Linked DNA regions of Homo sapiens: region 2 is linked to region 1. A link is an interaction called in ENCODE POLR2A ChIA-PET data of the cell type or tissue named here. Cell type or tissue: B cell. All regions are shown on one strand. Links, peaks and the distances in the headings refer to the core of each region. The heading gives the core; the rest is flanking DNA.

Evidence for each region. Peaks named below come from ENCODE experiments on the same cell type or tissue, not always from the same donor. Only the 100,000 strongest peaks of a DNase experiment are listed, where the experiment ranks them.
Region 2: POLR2A ChIA-PET joins it to region 1 with 5 read pairs; 2 of 35 experiments call an interaction of 5 or more read pairs at or near these places.

Annotation. Positions count from the first base shown.
Region 1 is chr9:112,784,902-112,789,431 of GRCh38, reverse strand. All of the region lies in intron 1 of SNX30 (sorting nexin family member 30), which reads right to left. Among named protein-coding and RNA genes, the nearest start is that of SNX30, 36 kb to the right of the region's middle. In B cell, for the core only: no CTCF peak of the experiment used is centred there; a DNase peak (open chromatin) is centred at 2,071; H3K4me3 peaks cover 716 bases; H3K27ac peaks cover 1,396 bases.
Region 2 is chr9:113,230,698-113,235,227 of GRCh38, reverse strand. The region is part of intron 1 of SLC31A1 (solute carrier family 31 member 1); the gene reads right to left. It overlaps LOC107987119 (a long non-coding RNA gene), which reads left to right. Exons shown (of 3, transcript XR_007061737.1): 3 at 1-450. Among named protein-coding and RNA genes, the nearest start is that of SLC31A1, 11 kb to the right of the region's middle. In B cell, for the core only: no CTCF peak of the experiment used is centred there; a DNase peak (open chromatin) is centred at 2,127; H3K4me3 peaks cover 863 bases; H3K27ac peaks cover 1,362 bases.

The DNA.
Region 1 (4,530 bases), core at 380-4,379:
TGGCTATGAACAGAGCTCCATGAATGGATGGGGGCAACTTGAGAAGAATAAGTAGACTTGCCAAATGGAAAAACAAGGCTGGGGGAGAGCTTGGCCAGGACATTCCAGGCTGAGAAATCCCCAAAAATCAAGGGCGAGAGGCATTTCCGAGAGCCTGTTCCTAACAATAACTAAGATCCCCAACACAAAAATTCTTCCTCTGCTGCTGGTCAAGGATGTGCATGCCACCTGGAGGACTCAACAGAACAAGCAGACAGCTTTCTACAAAGACAGAATGCACCTTTCCAGAGGGCACGAACAAAGAGAACACAACTCGACCTAAAATCCTGTTCTCGGGGCCAGGTGCAGTGGCGCACTCATGTAATCCCAGCATTTTGGGAGGCCAAGGCAGGAGGATTGCTTGAGCCCAGGAGTTCAAGACCAGCCTGGGCAACATAGTGAAACCCTATCTCTACAAAAAATACAAAAATTAGCTGGGCGTGGTGGCGCATGCCTGTGGTCCCATCTACTGGGGAGGCTGAGGTGGGAGGATCACCTAAGCCCAGGAGGTTGAGGCTGTGGTGAGCCGAGATCGTGCCACTGCACTCCAGCCTGAGTCACAGAGCAAGACACTGCCTCAAGAAAGAAACAAAAAATCCTGAAATCCTGCTCTCTTTTCTGCCCACTTTGACCCTCATTCTCAGGATCTTGCCAACTGAAAACTTATAAACCTAAGGAAGGCATTCCTCCACTGAAACTTCTGCACCAAAATCACACAAGGGTCTAGGGTGTAGAAGCCCCCAGAGATCATCCAAGTTGTCTCTATTACACATATGGAAAAGTCTTATACGTAACAAGCATGAGGTCCCTCGAGTGGTGTGTGAGGAGCCCAGGTAGGGCTGTGCTACACCACAATCCAGGCGTTCCTTAGGTAGGAAGAAGGTGCCTAGAACGACCCCTTCATAAACAATAGTTCTTTTCCTACCCTTCGCCCAATTCCTCTTAACTGTACCATCTGTTCATCTTACAAAGCCTGGTTCTCATTGACATGTTTCTGTGCTACCATCTGACATGGTACTACACACGCGGAGTGCACTCTGCATGTGACCTAAGAAGTCAGGTGCCTAAGGAAAGTCCAAGAAAACGGCATTTTGAGTTTTCAGAACAAAGGCCTAGAGGAAACAAAATATCATACAGAGCTGAGTATGTGCTTGTTGATTAATCATCACCCCAGCCCAAACCTTCTCAAGGACAAAAAAAAACACTCAAGTGAGGAACAGGGCAGGACTCAACTTCCAATAGCAGGTGCCAAGTGGTTACTGTTAATCCACTCTTACAGCCCACACTTCTCAGATGTGCTGCAAAAGCCTTGCACTTTTAGCAAGACTAAAAGTGTCCTTGCCTTGGGTGGATCCCCTGAGGTCAGGAGTTCAAGACCAGCCTGATCAATATGGTAGAACCCTGTTTCTAGTAAACATACAAAAAAAAATTAGCCAGGTGTGGTGGCATGCGTCTGTAGTCCCAGCTACTCGGGAGGCTGAGACAGAAGAACTGCTTGAACCCGGGAGGCAGAGGTTGCAGTGAGCCAAGATCGCGCCACTGTACTCTACCCTGGGCGACAGAGCGAGACTCCATCTTTAAAAAAAAAAAAAGCGTCCTTGCCTCAAAAATTACCGAAAACTCACCATTCCTCTACAATAGGGACTGTCTCTCTGAAACCCATAGGCACCTTGGGGGCCAAAAATTATGCACCAACATTTGCATGTGCACATGCAAATGCCAATCTTCTTTGGGAGCTTAGATGTTACATCTAAGCTTCTTAGGAGAGAACCTATAATTATTAGAGCCTCAAAAATACCTAGGGAGGGAAAAAAATCACGACAGATTCTAAACTGTCTCTCTAAACTAAAAATAGGAAACAGAAATACATTTCGACCTACCTGAGCTACCCAAATTCAAACTGCCCTCTAGTATAGTACTTCCACATTTAATGATTTGTGACACCCATACCCTACCTATGGGGCTGGGGGCTGTCCTTAAATCCTCAATCCAAACCTAAAATGAACACAAGAGGATGTGCTAAATGAGAAGGAAACGTGTGACTACATTCAAATAGGTCATACTTCCTTCCACAGTGTCTTCACTTCATTTTTTTCTCCCCGTACAGAACAGGTTCTCCCTGTACAGTACTAGTTTTGTGGCACTCAATAATGTTGTATTGATTTAGATCTGCATCTCACCACAAAGCAGCTAGAAGAGATGTTTTTCCGTGGAACTTTTCGAGGCCTGAGACACAGTTTCCACACAGCATCTTTTTAGAATCCTGAAGTGTGCTAGCCTACAACCCAAAAGTACAGATGGCCTTCCAGGCTGGAGCGCCACCTGACTGGCTACCTGGCTGCCCCAGATCGAATTCCCACATTCCCACTGACATGACTCAGACCGAATGTGGGTGATTTCTATTCCCATGGTTAGCGTGTTCACTGGAAAAGAAAAAGGCCCTGAACCAAGAGTCTGATCATAGTTAAAACATTAAAGAATAAGAGAAAAAACAGGAAGAGGGTATTCTAAACCAAAATGGCTCAAAGGAGTTTCACACCTAAGTAACCAGACAAGGAGAGGTAAAGAAAATTTTAAAAAGGCAAGAAGGGGCCAGGCGTGGTGGCTCACACCTGTAATCCTAGCACTTGGGAGGCCAAGGTGGGCAGATTGCTTGAGCCCACAAGTTCGAGATGAGCCTGGGCAACATGGTGGAACCCCATCTCAAAAGTTTAAAAAAAAAAAGTCAAGGACAGACGTAAAAGAAAAGGGCCTTAAATTTAATACTGGTCACACAGTCTTGCCCTCTCACATGGGCATTCTGAGTCCAGAGACAGAAATGAGCTCTGTAAACAAGGGCCATGCACTACTAGGAGAGGGACAGACACAGAAGAAGGAAGAAAGTGAAGGAATGAATGAGGAAAAAAAAACTCTTACAGCCTTACTTAGCTATAAACTATGAGGTGTAAAATGAAGTCAGAAAAGAGACAAGAGGCCAGGCAGGGTGGCTCAGGCCCATAATCCCAGCACTTTGGGAGGCTACAGCAGGCAGATCACTTGAGTCCAGGAGTTCGAGACCAGCCTGGGCAACACAACAAAACCCTGTCTCTACAAAAAAAATACAAAAGATTAGCAGAGCGTGATGGTGCACGGCTATAGTCCCAGCTACTCAGGAGGCTGAGGTGGTAGGATCACCTAAGCCCAGGAGGTCAAGGCTGTGGTGAGCCAAGATGGTGCCACTGCATTCCAGCCTGGGTGACAGGGTGAGATCTTGTCTCCAAAAAAAAAAAAAAAAAGGACAGCTCCTACATGTTAGTACAGCAGCAACTACAGGGTATCCATCTGTATGGAGAGGCTTGGGGGCTTATCTTGAAGCCAATATGCAAGAGATCAATAAGCTGTAAGGATTTCTAAAGATGCTTTTATTTCCACTTCACATATGATACAGAAAACCATCAGCTGAAGAATATTATTATTATTTAGTTAAGGTTATTGTTGAAAAGGGTGCTGATAGATTAAGGGAGAGGTGGCTTTCCTCAAAGCTTCTCCTAGGTATAGTGTTGTTAGACAAAATTTAGCTAAAAATTACATTCCTAGGCTGGCAAGTAATCCTAGCACTTTGGGAGGCCAAGGTGGGAGGATTGCTTGAGCCCAGGAGTTCAAGACCAACAACCTAGGCAACCTAGTGAAATCCTATCTCTACAAAAAAATTTAAAACTTAGCCAGGCACGGCCAGGCGTGGTGGCACATGCCTGTAATCCCAGCACTTTGGAAAGCCAAGGCAGGCAGATCACTTGAGGCCAGGAGTTTGAGACCAGCCAGGTCAAGATGGCAAAACCCCATCTCTACAAAAAATACAAAAATTAGCCGGGCATGGTGGCAAATGCCTGTAATCCCAGCTACTCAGGAGGCTAAGGCATGAGAATCGCTTGAACCAGGGAGGCAGAGGTTGCAGTGAGCCGAGATTGTGCCACTGCACTCCAGCCTGGGTGACAGAGTGAGATTCTATCTCCAAAAAAAAAAAAAAAAACTTAGCCAGGCATGGTAGTACACACCTGTAGTCCCAGCTACTCGGGAGGATGAGGTGGGAGGATCGCTTAAGCCCAGGAGGTCGAGGCTGCAGGGAGCTGTGATCACACTACCATACTCCACCCTGGGTGACAGAGTGAGGTCATGTCTCAAAAAAAAAAATTACATTCCCAAAATATAGATACAGTTAAATGTGTTGTAAGCAACCTTCTTCAAGTAATGAAATACTTGATTATGTTTCTATGAGATGGCAGAAAGAGTGGGACAAAATAATCACTCCCTATTTATTCTATAGACCAAAACATAGGTGTTTTCCAACACACAGGAGTTTTAAGCAGCCTAATTAACATGGTGCTATACTCCCCCAAACCACGTATTAGAAGATATGGAAAGCAAAATCTGTTCGCTTATGTATTCATCCAAACACTTATCAAGTTCCCATGGACTGCTAGGTGCTATTCTAGATGTGGAGGAAAGGGAGCC
Region 2 (4,530 bases), core at 121-4,120, 450 kb before region 1:
TCATACATGTATTGGCTTTTGGATATCCTTTCTTTTGTTAACTATTTGTTCAAGTTTGTGGCTTATTTTTCTGTGAGGTCTTTTTCTTACTGATTTGCAAAGGTTCTTTACATATTCTGGATGAGTCTTCTATCATCACACACATTGCAAATATCTTCTCCCAGTCTGTGGCTTCCCTTTTCATTTCTTTTATTGTGTCTTTAGATGAACGAACAGAAGTTTTTACTGTTAATGTAGTCTATTTATCATGCTTTATTTGTTATCCTAAGGGGCACTGCCATCCTTAAAACTCGTAACAAGTTACAAAAACTTTGTAAGGATAATAAGTACACGTAAAACTGGGATAAAAATCTCACAACAGTATGAATATCAAATGTAAAAATACATATTGAAGAGACTGCCATGTTAATAACATATATAGTAAACAATAAATGTTAATTACTTTCCTAACTCAAGTGCTTCTCAAAGTGTGGTCCAAGGACCACCTGGATCAGAATCATCAGGGAAGTTTGGGTAAAAATAAAAATTATGGACCCTATGCCACACCACTGAATCACCTCTTAGGGAGTAGGGCCTCAAAATTTAGGTGCTTATCAAGTTCCATGGACAATTCTTATGCATGCTAAAGCTTGAGAACCACAGTTCTGAATTACAGAGATGTACAACATAGATACTTAGTACACAGAATCTAAGAACTGGATGTTCAACAAGTGAGAGCTAAAAAAAAAAAAAAAAAAAAAAAAAAAATGATGGCCAGGAGCGGTGGTTCATGCCTGTAATCCCAGCACTTTGGGAGGCTGAGGTGGGTGGATCACTTGAGGTCAGGAGTTTGAGACCAGCCTGGCCAACATGGTGAAACCCCATCTCTACTAAAAATACAAAAATTAGCTGGACGTAGCGGTAGGTGCCTATAATCCCAGCTACTCAGGAACCCGGGAGGCAGAGGTTGCAGTGAGCCAAGATCACGCCACTGTACTCCAGCCTGGGTGACAGAGCAAGACTCAGTCTCAAAAAATAAAAAAAAAAAGTCAAACAAAAAGACAAATATTGCATGTTCTCAGTCATAAGTGGGAGCCAAAAAAGTTGATCCTACGGAGGTAGAGAGTAGAACAGTCACCAGAGGCTGGGAAGGGTGTATATGTGTGTACTCAAGGTGGGGTGAGGGTGGGATTGAAGACAGATGGGTTAACAGAACAAATAGATGCTTAGATAGAAGGAGTAAGTTCTAGTGTTTGACAGCACAGAAGGGTGACTATAGTCAACAACAATACACTGTATATTTCAAAATAATTAGAAGATTTGAAATGTTCCCAATACAAAGAAATGATAAATGCTGAAGGTGATGGATATCCTAAATACCCTGATTTGATCATTATACATTGTGCAATTATTAATTATTGTGCCCATAAATATGTGCAATTATTATGTATCAGTAATAAAGAAAAGAAAGCCAAGATTCAACCAGGAACTAAAATAATGCATTTGTTTATTTTGAAATTCCAAAAAGGTCACAGAGTTAGCCCAGTCTCACATAAAATTTGCACAGACCACCACCTAATAATCAAAGAACTTGGGGGTTAACACTGAATTTAATACCAAATCACTCGTCTTTGGGATTTGAGAGAGGTTTTCTAACGCACTGTGTAAGTAAAATCTCTAAATCCCAGAGGGAGGGGAAATTAAATATTTTTGTAGTTTTATTTTTGTAGACTAGTTGTGAAATACAGGGATTGAACTACCAGAAAGACAGACCTCAAACAGGAAGTACACCGTTTTGCTGAGACTTTTACATTTGTTCCCAGCTGACCTCTCCAGGGTTTGTCAACTGTCTTTCTGAGATTGGGATTCGATCTGAGATCCTGAATAGCCCACCAAAAACAAAAAAACACAAGGAGGAAGCTGTGGGTAGAAAAGATATTTCCCCTTTCTTTATTATGGCAGCTATTCAAATACACAAGGAGATCTACTCATTCTCTAACCGGTAAAACTGTACCTACTGGTTGTGGGCCCTTTGGCAAATTACTTAATATCTTCTTGCCTCAGCTCTAAAATTGGGAAAATAAAACTAACCTATTTCATAGGATTGTTTTAAAGAATTATTAGCAGGAGTTCACTGAGGCCACAGCACAGTGGTTAAGAGGGTAAGTTAGTTTCCTCTAAACTAAGGATGTTTATAGCAACTACCTCTTGACAGTATACACTTAAACACTTACTTAAGCACAGTGTCTAAACACAGGAAGTTCTTGATAAATACTCATTTTTACTTCTCAATCTACTGTTCTCTCTATATATGGTATAAGTGCAATTCCTCAAATCCTTGATTTGTCCACCAACTACCCCATAGCTAACACTTCTTCCTTATGTCTGCTGTTCTTTTTTTTTTGAGACAGAGTTTCACTCTCGTCACCCAGGCTGGAGTGCAGTGGTGCGATCTCGGCTCACTGCAACCTCCACCTCCTGGGTTCAAGTGATTGTCCTGCCTCAGCCTACCAAGTGGCTGGGATTATGGGTGCCCGCCACCACACCTGACTAGTTTTTTTTTTTTTTTTTTAATTTTTAGTAGAGATGGGGTTTCACCATGTTGGCCAGGCTGGTCTCAAACTCCTGACCTCAGGTGATCCACACGCCTTAGCCTCCCAAAGTGCTGAGATTACCAGTGTAAGCCACCGTGCCTGGCCATCTCTGCTGTTCTTGATTTGGGAGCTTGCAGGGGTGTGCAAATGAATCTAACCCATTTAAATTTACCGACAGAGATGGCCTTTATCTATGTTGAATCAGGTGGTCAGTCATTTTTTTCAATTTGATTCCCATCTGTATCACATTTTCTTTGAAATGTTTTAAAGTTTCTGGCTTCTTTCTCCCTGTTTTCTGACTATAAATAATGCTTCTTCATATTCCTATGATAATTTCACTAGGATTTTGGGAAGGAAAAGAGATGAGTTCAAAACGCCATCTTGAAATGGAAATAATGATACATTATACTAGGTTTTTGTCCATCTTTTCTATGTTCCAATTTTGTAAGAGTAGTAGCAATTCTAAGCTATAACATAGAACCATGTATTCTGTGGTATTGCTAAAAACATAACGAAGGAACTGTTTTCAGGGCTACTTTCTAGAAAGTTTGTAAGCTTTTACAAGTTGCCCAAATAATAGGAAGAAGTCCAGTGAGGCACCTAGTTTCAACTACCCAGCAGCAATTTTCCCTGGGAATATGGCATTGAAGAAAACATTTGGAAAGGTAGGACTGCCTAAGTGAGCTGCATGTTAGACCATATAATTCTGTTATCTGTAACTTTACAGGAGTTATAGTCCACATGTGGGCCTGGCTATCGCCTATCCCAGAGTTTATCAGAACTCTTCCACAGAGATACTATGAGTACTTAACGTATGGCCCATAGACAAGTTTTTAAAATCTAAAATAAAAAAAAATCAACACTAATCAAACTCTATCTTCTAAATGTCCAATAAGCTAGAGTTCATATTCATCTAATATTCACTTTGATCTTGATGATTTCATACACATAAAATGGAATTCATGTGAATAAAAAGATACATGTGTATTTTGAATTATACATTCCAATGCTGTTCCTACCAGGTGTGCCTAACTCCACAGCTACCACTAATGCATAACTAAATAAATAATTTCCCCATTTTTTTTTTTTTTGAGACAAGATCATATTCTGTTGTCCCGGCTGGAGTGCAGTAGCATGATTACAGCTCACTGCGGCCTACACCTCCTGGGCTCAAGTGATCCTCCCACCTCAGCCTCCAGAGTAGCTGGGAACATAGGTACATACCATTATGCTCAGCTAATTTTAAAACTTTTTGTAGAGAAGGGGTCTCCCTATGTTGCCCAGGCTGGTCTTGAACTCCAGCCCTTAAGTGATTCTTCTGCCTCAGTCTCCCAAAATGCTCGGATTACAGGTGTAAGCCACCGTACCCGGCCCCCAATTTTTAAGCGCAACACAAAGAATGGCAGCAGGAGCCAGAAAGATAGGTGTGTGTGCGCATTTACTTAAACATAGGCAGACACAGACTCCTCTTCAAGATAATTTACTTGGTCTCTTGTCCTTTCCTGAACCAAATTAAGCATGCAAAGGGATGGCTTGATAGGTGTGTCAAGGCTGAGCAGGGAAAAGGAAGGATATGGCACTTGAGAGGGGAGCAAAGTGAGGTCAGATCACTTTGACATCTACCTCAATTCAACTCAACAAGTATTATGAAGTACCCTCTGCCCCAGAGGCTATAGGGAATTCAGAGATGGAAAGGATGGAGGCTCTGGCTTAAACTTGCTATTGAACAGGGAAAATTTCACAAATGGCTTATTGTACCTAGAAAGAGAATGAGGGAGGTGAGATGGGGAGAAAAGAAAAGTTAGTAGGTTATAGTCAAGAAAGCATGAGGGGCTGATACAATTCTGATCTGCTTTATGGTCCCTAGCTTCCCCAAAAGACTAGTGACTATAGTAAACAATGTTATTGTGGCTATTTCAAAATATCTAGAAGAGAGAATTCTGAATGTTCTTACCAT